Regions from separate parts of the Homo sapiens genome. Here region 2 is linked to region 1. A link is an interaction called in ENCODE POLR2A ChIA-PET data of the cell type or tissue named here. Cell type or tissue: HCT116. All regions are shown on one strand. Each heading gives the region's core, and the rest is flanking DNA. Links, peaks and the distances in the headings are about the cores only. Region 1 overlaps FAM168A (family with sequence similarity 168 member A). Region 2 overlaps FAM168A (family with sequence similarity 168 member A).

The links. ChIA-PET counts read pairs that join two places held together with the same protein. Peaks named below come from ENCODE experiments on the same cell type or tissue, not always from the same donor. Only the 100,000 strongest peaks of a DNase experiment are listed, where the experiment ranks them.
Region 2: POLR2A ChIA-PET joins it to region 1 with 5 read pairs; 2 of 35 experiments call an interaction of 5 or more read pairs at or near these places.

The regions. Positions count from the first base shown.
Region 1 is chr11:73,562,156-73,567,534 of GRCh38, reverse strand. The region is part of intron 1 of FAM168A (family with sequence similarity 168 member A); the gene reads left to right. Among named protein-coding and RNA genes, the nearest start is that of FAM168A, 33 kb to the left of the region's middle. RefSeq lists a silencer at 777-1,071. In HCT116, for the core only: no CTCF peak of the experiment used is centred there; no DNase peak of the experiment used is centred there.
Region 2 is chr11:73,491,177-73,496,555 of GRCh38, reverse strand. All of the region lies in intron 1 of FAM168A (family with sequence similarity 168 member A), which reads left to right. Among named protein-coding and RNA genes, the nearest start is that of FAM168A, 100 kb to the left of the region's middle. RefSeq lists enhancers at 1,210-1,727, 1,728-2,246. In HCT116, for the core only: no CTCF peak of the experiment used is centred there; a DNase peak (open chromatin) is centred at 2,125; H3K4me3 peaks cover 1,008 bases; H3K27ac peaks cover 1,427 bases.

The DNA.
Region 1 (5,379 bases), core at 299-5,298:
AGTTTCTTCCACAGAGTCATAGGTAGAGGGTAAAAATAATAAAACCTTTTCCTCATTTATTATCTTAATTCTCACCACATTGAGAATTTCTTTGAGGTAAGTGGTATAACCATTTTGCTAACTGGGGAACTGATTATGAGGTATCAAGTGACTGGTTTAAAGTCACAAGTCTGGCTCAAAACCGAACTCGTTATCCTTTTCCCTCCATACCTTCTTCTCTTTGTATTTCTTATCTCAGTGAATGACATCACCATTTTCTCAGTCACTCAAGCCGGAAATTTGAGATTTCCTTATCTTCTCATATTCCTTCAGTCACTAAGTTGTATAGATACTATCACCTTAACATTTCTCGAATCTATTCCTTTCTCTCCATCCCCACAGCTGTTGCCTTAGCTCAGACTCTCAGCAGCTCTTGTGTGGACGGCAGCCTCCATTCTTCCATCTGCTGCCAGGGTCACCTCCTGTGACTCCTTCTTCTCAGCCCAACCCTGCCAAACCACTTGCAATCCTTGGGACTTAACTATACGCTGTTAAACTGCCAAATCTCTACTCGTGTTGCTTCTTCTACTCAAATGGTCCTCTTCCCTTCTCAACTTGGCAAACATGGCCTTATTTTATTTTTAAAAATCTACCACCTACATTGCTTCCACTGTAAAGTTGTTGCTCTCTTTTCCAGGTAGAATTGACTGTTTTCTCCTCATGCTTCTCCTGTGTTGATGCCTGTTATAGGACCTGTAACATTTTATAGTAATAATTTGTAATATGTCTTGCTTTTTATCATTAGCATTCAATATTGTACCTGATAGAAAACAGCTACTCTGTAATTGCTTGAATGAGTAGAGTGTATGACAGACTGGGACTTGAATCCAAATCTTGTGTTTTTCTTATCATGATGGCTCATCCTGTGTAAGTGTGTACATATTTCCTGAGTTGCTTCCCAACACCAAATTTGGAGGTCTGACTTTCCAGGAGCTCTTTTCATTGGCAATCAAGTGTAGCCCTAAAAAGGGCTATTTCAACAAATGGATGCTTAATTGTCTTTCCATGTGGATTTTGGGGGTGTGCTTTTTTGGTAGGTGCTGCTAAAACCATTGTCTGTAACTTGCAAAATAAGTAAATGCTGGATGTTTGGCTTTAATTTTTATTGATTACATCAAGGGATAAAAGAAGTTTGCTTTACATTTGGAGGGAAGGCAGGCAAATTAGAAAAAAATGCATCCCCTTGAAGAGGGTTTTATTTTTAATATTATTTACAAAGTATATATGTGAAAATAGAAAAGGAATAACTTTAATTTACAATAGACACAATTTAGGGAAAAATGCTAACATCCCAGTGTAAGTGTAAATTCAGCTTGGCTATTACCATTTCTGATCACTGAAGCTCACTTATTGTGCATTTAAACCATCTGTTCTGGTGTTAATCCCTTAAAACTCAATTGGTAGATGTTAACATGATAAAAGGTAATAAAGCTTGAAATATGGCAGTCATTTGGTCTGGTTTACTTTTCAACTAATTGCATGCAAACTTAAGTGTCTTTGGGAAAAAGGAAAGGGGGGAATTAATGCTGTAGTCAACTATTTTGATCTCAGCTTGAGCCCTGCACACCTGCCACTGGCTTGTGGAAGTTTTCCTCCATAATTAAGAGCTCCTCTCTCATGTTATTACTTAATTGGATGCCGCAAGAGCCTGGTGAAACAGTGGAATCCTCTTAATTGCAGCTTTTAAAACAAATCACCAATGTTTAATATGGTATTGTTTTTAAAAGCCTTCCCTGGAAAGATTTTTTATTGTTTCAAGTCCAAATGGAATGGAGTGTTGAGGATTCTGCTCTTTATGAAGTTAGAAGTCATATAGTACTTTGAAATGTCTCTCCTTAAAGAGTTAGGGAACATAACTAATATTTACTGATGCTTTACAATTTGACCAAGTGCTTTCCTTTTATCTTGTTTTAATTCCTATAGTAGCTCCAAGAAAGGTATTATAATGTTTCCCATTTTACAGATGAGGAAATTGAGGGTCAGAAAAGTGACTTGCTCAGGGTCACACAATTAGTAAGTGGTAGAGATAGATGCAAACCCTACCTACCGATGCAAACCCTTTATTTACCTCCTGTCTCAATGAGCATAAACTGCATGTGTGGAAATATCAGTATAGTGGGTTTTTCCTTTAACTTATAATGTGGTCTCAATTTAGCTTACTGTGTTTGGTACTTTTCTGTTTGAACTGTCAGCCGTTACGCATATAGTGGAAAGAGCAGCCTGGTAGTAGGTGAGGAAGCCAAAATGCTGGGAAATGACAGAATATCCCATTCCATGCTTAGATCATGACTGTTATCTAACTGAAACATCCTCCTGTAAGGTTGTCAGGGTCTTTGTGGTCCTGCTGCAGTGTGGACAAGTCCTTTACAGTGTACTTAAGTGCTGAGCAATTTTGACAGCTGGTTTAAATGAGCTTCTGTGGCAGTCACTTCCCTTGAGGCCTCAGTGCCCATTTTCCTCTCCACCCTAGTAGTGGAAAGAGCTCTTGATAGGGAATCAGGAAACTTTGATGCTATAGTTGTAGTTAGGTGATTTGCTAACTGACCCTTTTTCTTCAGGACTAAGTTTGGTCAGTACCACCTCTTTGAAGACTTCCCTAAAGTCTTAGGGTGGCCTTCCTTTTTTTTTTTCCTGGACACTCTGACACGTTGTTTTAAGTATTGGCTGTATGGCACTTACCACATTGTTCTGCAATTATGTTTCTTTTAGACTAGAGCTATACCTCTAGCCTTCTTTTTTTTTTTTTTTTTTTTGTGACGGAGTCTCACTGTGTCGCCCAGGCTGGAGTGCAGTTGCGCGATCTCAGCTCACTGCAAGCTCTGCCTCCTGGGTTCATTCCATTCTCCTGCCTCAGCCTCCTGAGTAGCTGGGACTACGGGCGCCCGACACCATGCCCAGCTAATTTTTTTTTTTGTATTTTTAGTAGAGACGGGGTTTCACTGTGTTAGCCAGGATGGTCTTGATCTCTTGACCTTGTGATCTGCCCACCTTGGCCTCCCAAAGTGCTGGGATTATAGGCGTGAGCCACTGCGCCTGGCCACCTCTAGCCTTCTTTTTACTACCAGCCCATCTGCACTTGAGAATCACTGCCCCAAACTGTATATTCTGTGAGAGCACAGTCACAGGGTTCCTTGAGGTGGACATTTGTAGTTTGCTTCTGTAGCTTCCTTCTTATCTCAGCAATGGCCTCAGATGTTGGTTTTAGGAACCACACCTCCCCCCTGCTTTGCTTCATATAGTTTGGGTAGGAATTTCTTAGCTCTAGTGTTATGTGAACCAGGCTCAAGGTAACCAAGGCATCACATTCTTCCGGCCATAGTGATTGGTTTAGGGGTAAATGTGTTTTAAGCTGGTCTAAACTGAATGTTCAGGACTTTTGTAAGCCGCTATAGAAGACCTTCTCCAAGTCCTGCTACACTACAGAGGTGTGTGGCTGGAGCTGCTATAGCCATTTTGCCACCTTAGGAGGAGAGAGTCTGGCTTATGATAGAACCAACATTGAGGAAGTGAAGCTAAACAGGTGGAGGCAGTGACTTTGAGCTCTGAATTGAGCCTCCACCATAGTCTACCCTAATCTTGGGCCTCAGTTAATTAAGTCAGTAATTAGGCTTTTTGCTTAAACCAGTTTGTTTTCTGTCATTTACAACCAAGAGTCCTAACTAATCTATTTCTCTTCTGCACTTAAGCATAGTTCATAGCCTAGTATTTGTTAATTGGGTAAATGATTGAACTCTATGACTTAGTCTTTCTTAGTCTCAGTTTCTTTTTCTGTAAAATGGGAATGATAATTTCTGCCTGCCTGGCTCAAAGGGTTGTTGTGAGTTAATAGAAGGAAAAGCTTTTGGGTCTCCCCTTCTGAACTTAGTCTATACCAAACAATTGACCATTTAATTATACAATTACATATAACCATTGTATAATTTTTTTTTTCTTTCAACTTGATTGTGTACCCCCTTAGAATGGATGGCATCTTACATACTTACTGTTTTCCTCCTACTGCTCAGCACAGTGTTGGGAAAATAGTGGGCACTCGTGAATATTTATTAGTGATGACAATAGCAGCTACAGTTTATTGCATACGTTTATTGGGCCAGATAGTGTGTAGGCATTCTACATAAATTATCTCTAAACCTCAGCTAATAGCAGTATTAGATAGCTATTATTAGATAAGCAGTATTGTCCTCAGAGGATAGTTGCTTAGCTAACAAACGGGAGAGCTGAAATTGTTGGTTGAGTTATGATGGAAAATAAATGTGATGGAGCCTTCCAAAGCATATACCAGGAATGTTTGAGATGTCTGCCTTAGGTGAATGATAGAGGTGAACATCAAGTAAATACCTGATGGGGATGAAATCCTGGCCTGGTTTGGAATTGCTTGAAAAGCTATTTTTCGAGTCTTTTCTTGGAGTAGTTTAATTGACTTCACTAATCCATTGCATCACTATTAAATAATAATAAAAGATACAGAGAGTAGTAGCATTAGAAATACTGGTCACGAGGATACTATATATTATGGTGATGTCCCATTGAATATTACAGTGAATGTCCCCTCTCTGGGGCCCGTGTGAATTGATGCCTTACTAAATATGCTCAGCTGGTACTCAGGGTACGTTTTGCTCAGGTTCAGGCAGAACCACCCTGTTAGTAGGTAACCTTTTATTCTTTTTTTTGAGACAGAGTCTTACTCTGTTGCCTAGGCTGAAATGCAGTGGTGCGATCTTGGCTCACTGCAAACTCCACCTCCTGGGTTCAAGCAATCCTCCTGTCTCAGCATCCAAGTAGCTGGGATTACAGGCGCCCACCATCATGTCCGGCTAATTTTTGTATTTTTAGTAGAGACAGGGTTTCACCGTGTTGGCCAGGTTGATCTTGATCTCCTCACCTCAGGTGATCTGCCTGCCTCAGCCTCCCAAAGTTCTGAGATTACCAGCATGAGCGATCGTGCCAGGCCAACCTTCTATTCTTTATTGAATGTTAAACTCAGACTCTAGATTAAGCAAGAAATCAAATGAAAAAGTCTAACTAGCATTATACGCTTCATTCTGTGATGGAAAACACTTTCTCCTTGAAGCAAGAGATCTAGGTTGTAGACCAAGGTCTGAGTCAAATGATACTGTTTATAAGGACCTGCTAGATAATTTGCATATATTATATAATCCCCAAAAGAACCTTTCAGCGTAAGTGTTACTATCCTCATTTATGATGAGGGTCAGAGAGATGAAGAGAGGTCATACAGCTGTAAATATTCCCCTGTAGGCTGGGTGCGGTGGCTCACGCCTGTAATTCCAGCACTTTGGGAGGCCAGGGCAGGCGGATCACGAAGTCAGGAGTTTGAGACCA
Region 2 (5,379 bases), core at 207-5,206, 71 kb after region 1:
CAAACAAACAAAAAATAACATAAAATTTACCATCTTAACTATTTTTAAGTATACACTACAGTAGTGTTAACTATATGCACTTCATTGTGTGATAGATCTCTAGAACTTTTTCATCTTGCAAAACTGAAACTAAAGGTTGGTGCAAAGGTAATTGTAGTTTTCGCCATTGAAAGTATGGTCAAAGCCGCAATTACTTTTGCACCAACCTAATATATCCGTTGAACAACAACTTCCCTTTTCACCTTCCACCTTGGTAACCACCATTTTACTTTCTGTTTCTAAGAGTTTAACTTCTTTGGATACGTCATATAAGTGGAATCATGCAGTATTTGTCGTTTTGTGAGTAGCTTACTTTACTTAGCATAACGTCCTCAAGATTCATGCATATTGTAGTATACAGCAGGATTTTCTTTTTTAAGAGTGAGTAATATTCCATCATGCGTGTGTGGGTGCAGGTTGTGTGTATGCGGGTTGTGTGTATGCATGTGTGTATACAACATTTTCTTTATCCATTCATTCATCAGTGGACATTTAGGTTGCTTCCACTCTTTGGCTGTTGTCCATAGTATTGCAATGAACATGGGTGTGCAAATATCTCTTTGAGATCCTGTTTTAAATTCTTTTGAATGTATATGCAGAAGTGAAATTGCTGGATCATATGGTTATTATATTTTTAATTTTTTGAGGAACCTCTGTATTGTTTTCCATAGTGGCTACACCATTTTATATTACCACCAAATTTTAAATAAGGGTTCCAATTTCTCTACATCCTCATCAACATTTGCTATTTTCTGTTTTTTTGATAATAGTCATCTTAATGGGTGTGAGGTGGTATCTTGGTGTAGTTTTAAGTTGTGTTTCTCTGATAACTGATGATGTTGAACATACCTTCATACGCTTGTTGGTCATTTGTATATCTTTGGAGAAATGCCTGTTCAAGTTCTTTATCCATTTTTAAATTGTATTAGTTGTAAAACTCTATGTCTTAAATAGTACCCCTATCCATCTGATTCGCTCCCATGCCTGGAGATGTCACTCAAGGAGGCTGGAAGAGCACCCCAGTGATTTCAATGGAGATTGGTGGTGAGTGGGCCAGCAGTGGTGATGGAGTGGTGATGGAGATTGAGGAGGCTTGGTTGCTCAAACTGCATTGTTCTTGATTGGGTTATTCTTGACATCACACACTCTTCAGTTTGATTTTATTTATTTATTTATTTATTTAATTTTGAGACGGAGTCTCGCTCTGTCGCCCAGGCTGGAGTGCAGTGGCACGATCTCGGCTCACTGCAAGCTCTGCCTCCTGGGTTCACGCCATTCTCCTGCCTCAGCCTCCCGAGTAGCTGGGACTACAGGTGCCTGCCACCATGCCTGGCTAATTTTTTGTATTTTCAGCAGAGACGGGATCAGTTTGATTTTTTTTTTTTTTTTACGTCTATACCATTAAGCCTCAAATTAGACAGGCAATTCCCTGGGGAGTCTTTACTGAGTCCTGAAATTACCCTCTCTTCCATTTTCTGAGCCTTTAGCTTCTTTTTTTTCTTCTTTTTTTTTTGAGACAGTCTCACTCCATCACCCAGGCTGGAGTTCATTGGCATGATCTTGGCTCACTGCTGCAGCCTCTGCCTCCTGGGTTCAAGTGATTCTCATGCCTCAGCCTCCCAAGTAGTAGCTGGGATTACAGGCATGGGCCCCCACACCTGGCTAATTTTTGTATTTTTAGTAGAGATGGGGTTTCGCCATGTTGGCCAGGCTGGTCTTGAACTCCTGACTTCAAGTAATCCGCCCTCCTCGGCCTCCCAAAGTGCTGGATTACAGGCATGACCTAACTTCTTCTAAAAGTGTACTTCCTTTTCCATCAAGAGTGCTTTCCTGGCGTTGGTGCTGCTAGGAATCTACCTCTTCATTGTGCCCATCCTCCATTTTTTCCCCAATTTTTCTACGTCTTCATCACAATAAAACTCTTCCTGGCTCTTTGCCCAAGGCTGCAGCCTAAAATGTTCTGGGGCCTCTGCATCAAACAAGGGTGGTTCTGCCAGGTTTTTCTGAGCCCTTCTGTCCTGAGACAAAGGACTTGGCCTGGTATTCAGAGTGTCAACCGCTTGGAATGTAACAGTTCCTGATTCAGAGCCTTAGACCTCCCACTGCAATGGCTCAGTGTCTTTGAACTAACCAATAAGCACAGGAGATCTCTTGTCCTTTGAGTAGAAGAGCAGCCTCACTGCCACTCTTTTGGCTGGGACTCTAGGGGCCTGAGGTCCTGTTCTGGATTTGTGACCTGCTCTGTGACTTTGAGTGAGTCACTTAGTCTTTGTTTTCCCAGTTGCAAAATGAAGGGCTTAAATTAAATGATCTTTGAGGTCCTACCAAGCTCTAACACTCTTTGGTTCAATTCTGTTAATCATACATGTACATGTATATGTACATACTGTACATAATGTACATGTCCATACTGTACATAATGTACATGTCTTGGTGTTCTTGGCTCTTTATTAGCCAGTGGGGCACTCCATAGGTTAATAAAATAGACTCTGCTTTCAGAGCTCATAGTCCAGGAGGGAAGCAGTTGCATAAACAACTAAATCTTCTAACATGAAGTGTTTCTAGAATGGCACTGTCACCATGTATTTTTGGGATAGAGGATAGTGATTAGTTTTAGTTGGAAGGGTCTGTGAAGCTTCATGTAGGAGACAGCGTTTGAGTCTTTGGTCTTGTCTTCACCTCTGTTCTGTTGTTCTTTCCTCTCTCCATCTCCGTGTGAATTCCCAAACCTGGTCTTTTTTTAAACTCTGGGACAGTTTTCAGGATAAGTTATGTTCCTCCTTAAATAAAAATAAAACAAGGCTGCGCATGGTGGCTCATGCCTGTAATCCCAGTACTTTGGGAGGCAGAAGCAGGTGGATTGCTTGAGCCCAGGAGTTTGAGACCGCCTGGGCAACATGGTGAAACCCTGTCTCTACAAAACAAATACAAAAATTAGCCTAGCATGGTGGCACACGTCGGTAGACCCAGCTACTTAGGAGGCTGAGGCCTTGGGAGGATCACTTGAGCCCAGGAGGCAGAGGTTGCGGTGAGCTGAGATTGCACCACTGCTGTCCAGCTTGGGTGAGAGAGTGAGACCCAGTCTCAAAAACACAAAACAAAACAACCTTTAAAAAGACCCTAAAAACTAAAGATACATACACAGACACAGTGAGCCTTTCCTCCTTTCTCTGAACCCCTGCAATAACTGTATACGTATGGTCTACGGGCTACCTGTAAAGTTCGTTTAGCACTTGTTATCTTGCCTTTCTTTTATTATTTGGAACTATGAGTTCAAGCTACTTCTCTCATTTTGTCTGCCACCAGGACTTTTTTTTTCACTTTGTGATTTTTTTTTTCCTACTTTCATTTTAGGTTTGAGGGTACATGTTCAGGTTTGTTACATGGATACATTGCATGTTGCTGAAGTTTGGTGTATGAATGATCCTGTCACCCAGGTAGTGAGCGTAGTACCCAATAGGTAGTTTTTCAGTCCATCCTTCTCCACACTCTTGGTAGAGCCCAAGGTCTGTTGTTGCCATCTTTTTGTCCATGCTTACCCAATGTTTAGTTCCTGCTTATAAGTGAGAACATGTGGTATTTGATTTTCTGTTTCTGCATTCATTTGCAAGAATGAATAGAGGATAATGGCCTCCACCTGCATCCATGTTGGTGCAAAGGACAGGATTTTGTTCCTTTTTATGGCTGCATTGTGTTCCATTGCCACCAGGATTTTGAACTCTGAGTATTTGAGTCACATTTTTGCTATTAGACTATCTGCTTCTAAGGGCAAACCGTATCTTATTCTCTTATCATCTGTGCCACCTCTAAGTGATTTACATAATGAATAATCCAGAGCAGAGTATCATTAAATATGGTTTATTTTATTTTATTTTATTGAGACAGGTTTTGCTCTGTCACCAGGCTGGAGTGCAGAGGTGCGATCTCGGCTTACCGCAGCCTTGACCTCCAGGCTTAAGCAATCCTCCTGCCTCAGCCCCCCGTGTAGCTGGGACTACAGGTGCACGCCACCGTGCCCGGCTAATTTTTTTGAAATTTTTTTTGTAGAGATGGGGTTTCACCATGCTGGTCTTGAACTCCTGGATTCAAGGGATCCACTGCCTCAGCCTCCCAAAGTGCTGAGATTATAGGCATAAACCACCATGCCAGGCTGAGTTTGTTTATTTTAAACCAAGTCTTTTGCTCTGATATGAATGTCATATTTGCTTATTTTTTCAGGATGTGCTGGTTATGTTGTTAAGTGATTAATTTATAATGTGTGGCATTCTTTTTTGTCTATCTTGATCTTTCGTTCTTGCCTCAGCCATCTTCTTGGCTCTAAGAAATACGGTGAACCTTATGACATGATGGGAGGAACATTGGGCTTGGCGTGTGAGGAGTCAGGGTAAAGTCTGGGCAAGTTGCTTCTCTCCTTTTAGGCTTTTCTCATTTGTAAAGTAGATGCTAATACCAGCCCTGACTCTCCATGGAGACTATGGAAATCATAAAGCTATCTTTTTATTTCTTTGGTTTTTAGCATTTTAAATTTAACTAACATTCACAAAGTACCTTTGATATAATTAGCCCTGTGCTGGAGGAATGGAAAGAAGAATCATACTTGGCCTTTGTATTCCAAGGACTTTACACACCTTATTGGTCAGGCAGTTATGAACACAAAGAAACAAGGGAGTGAACAAAGGAGGTAGATGGGGAAAAGAATTGGGGATTATGAATGTTGGACTTGCAAGCTTATGTGGTTCAGTTTGGAGATCTGGCTTGCTTTGTGAAGATTCTTTCTATGACATCTTAGACTATAGCTGGGTTAACAGGTCTGCATCCCACGTATGAGATGAGAGTCAGTGTTCTACTAGAGATTATCGTTTTTATACAACAACAGTGTGGTGCAGGAGAAAGAATAGGGAACTTGAGTTCAAGTCCCCGGTCTGTTACTTAGAAACTATGCATCCTCCTTGAATATGTTACATAATACTGTTGAAAACTCAGTTTTGTCTTGAGTAAAAACAGAATAAATACCTCAATAATTATTCAGTTCAATTTAACAAACATTTATGGGAGTCTTCTCTGTGCTAGCTGGATTCTGAAGTTTCAGAAGTGAAAGGAGAGTCTTCTAGGAACTCTCAGTCCAGAGAGAAGAATTATGCCTTGTAAGAGCGTCTTTTGGTTGTTAGTATTATGCAGACATGCAGGCTTCCACCATGGATGACCAAACATTAAGTCTCCTTCCCGCTGGAGTGGTATTACCATAAGTAACTTCCCATCATGTCTCCTTTCTGTTTGTGGTCTTCCCCTCTCCATGGGCTCTTTTCTCATCTCCCATCAGCTCCTAACCTGCCTCTCTGG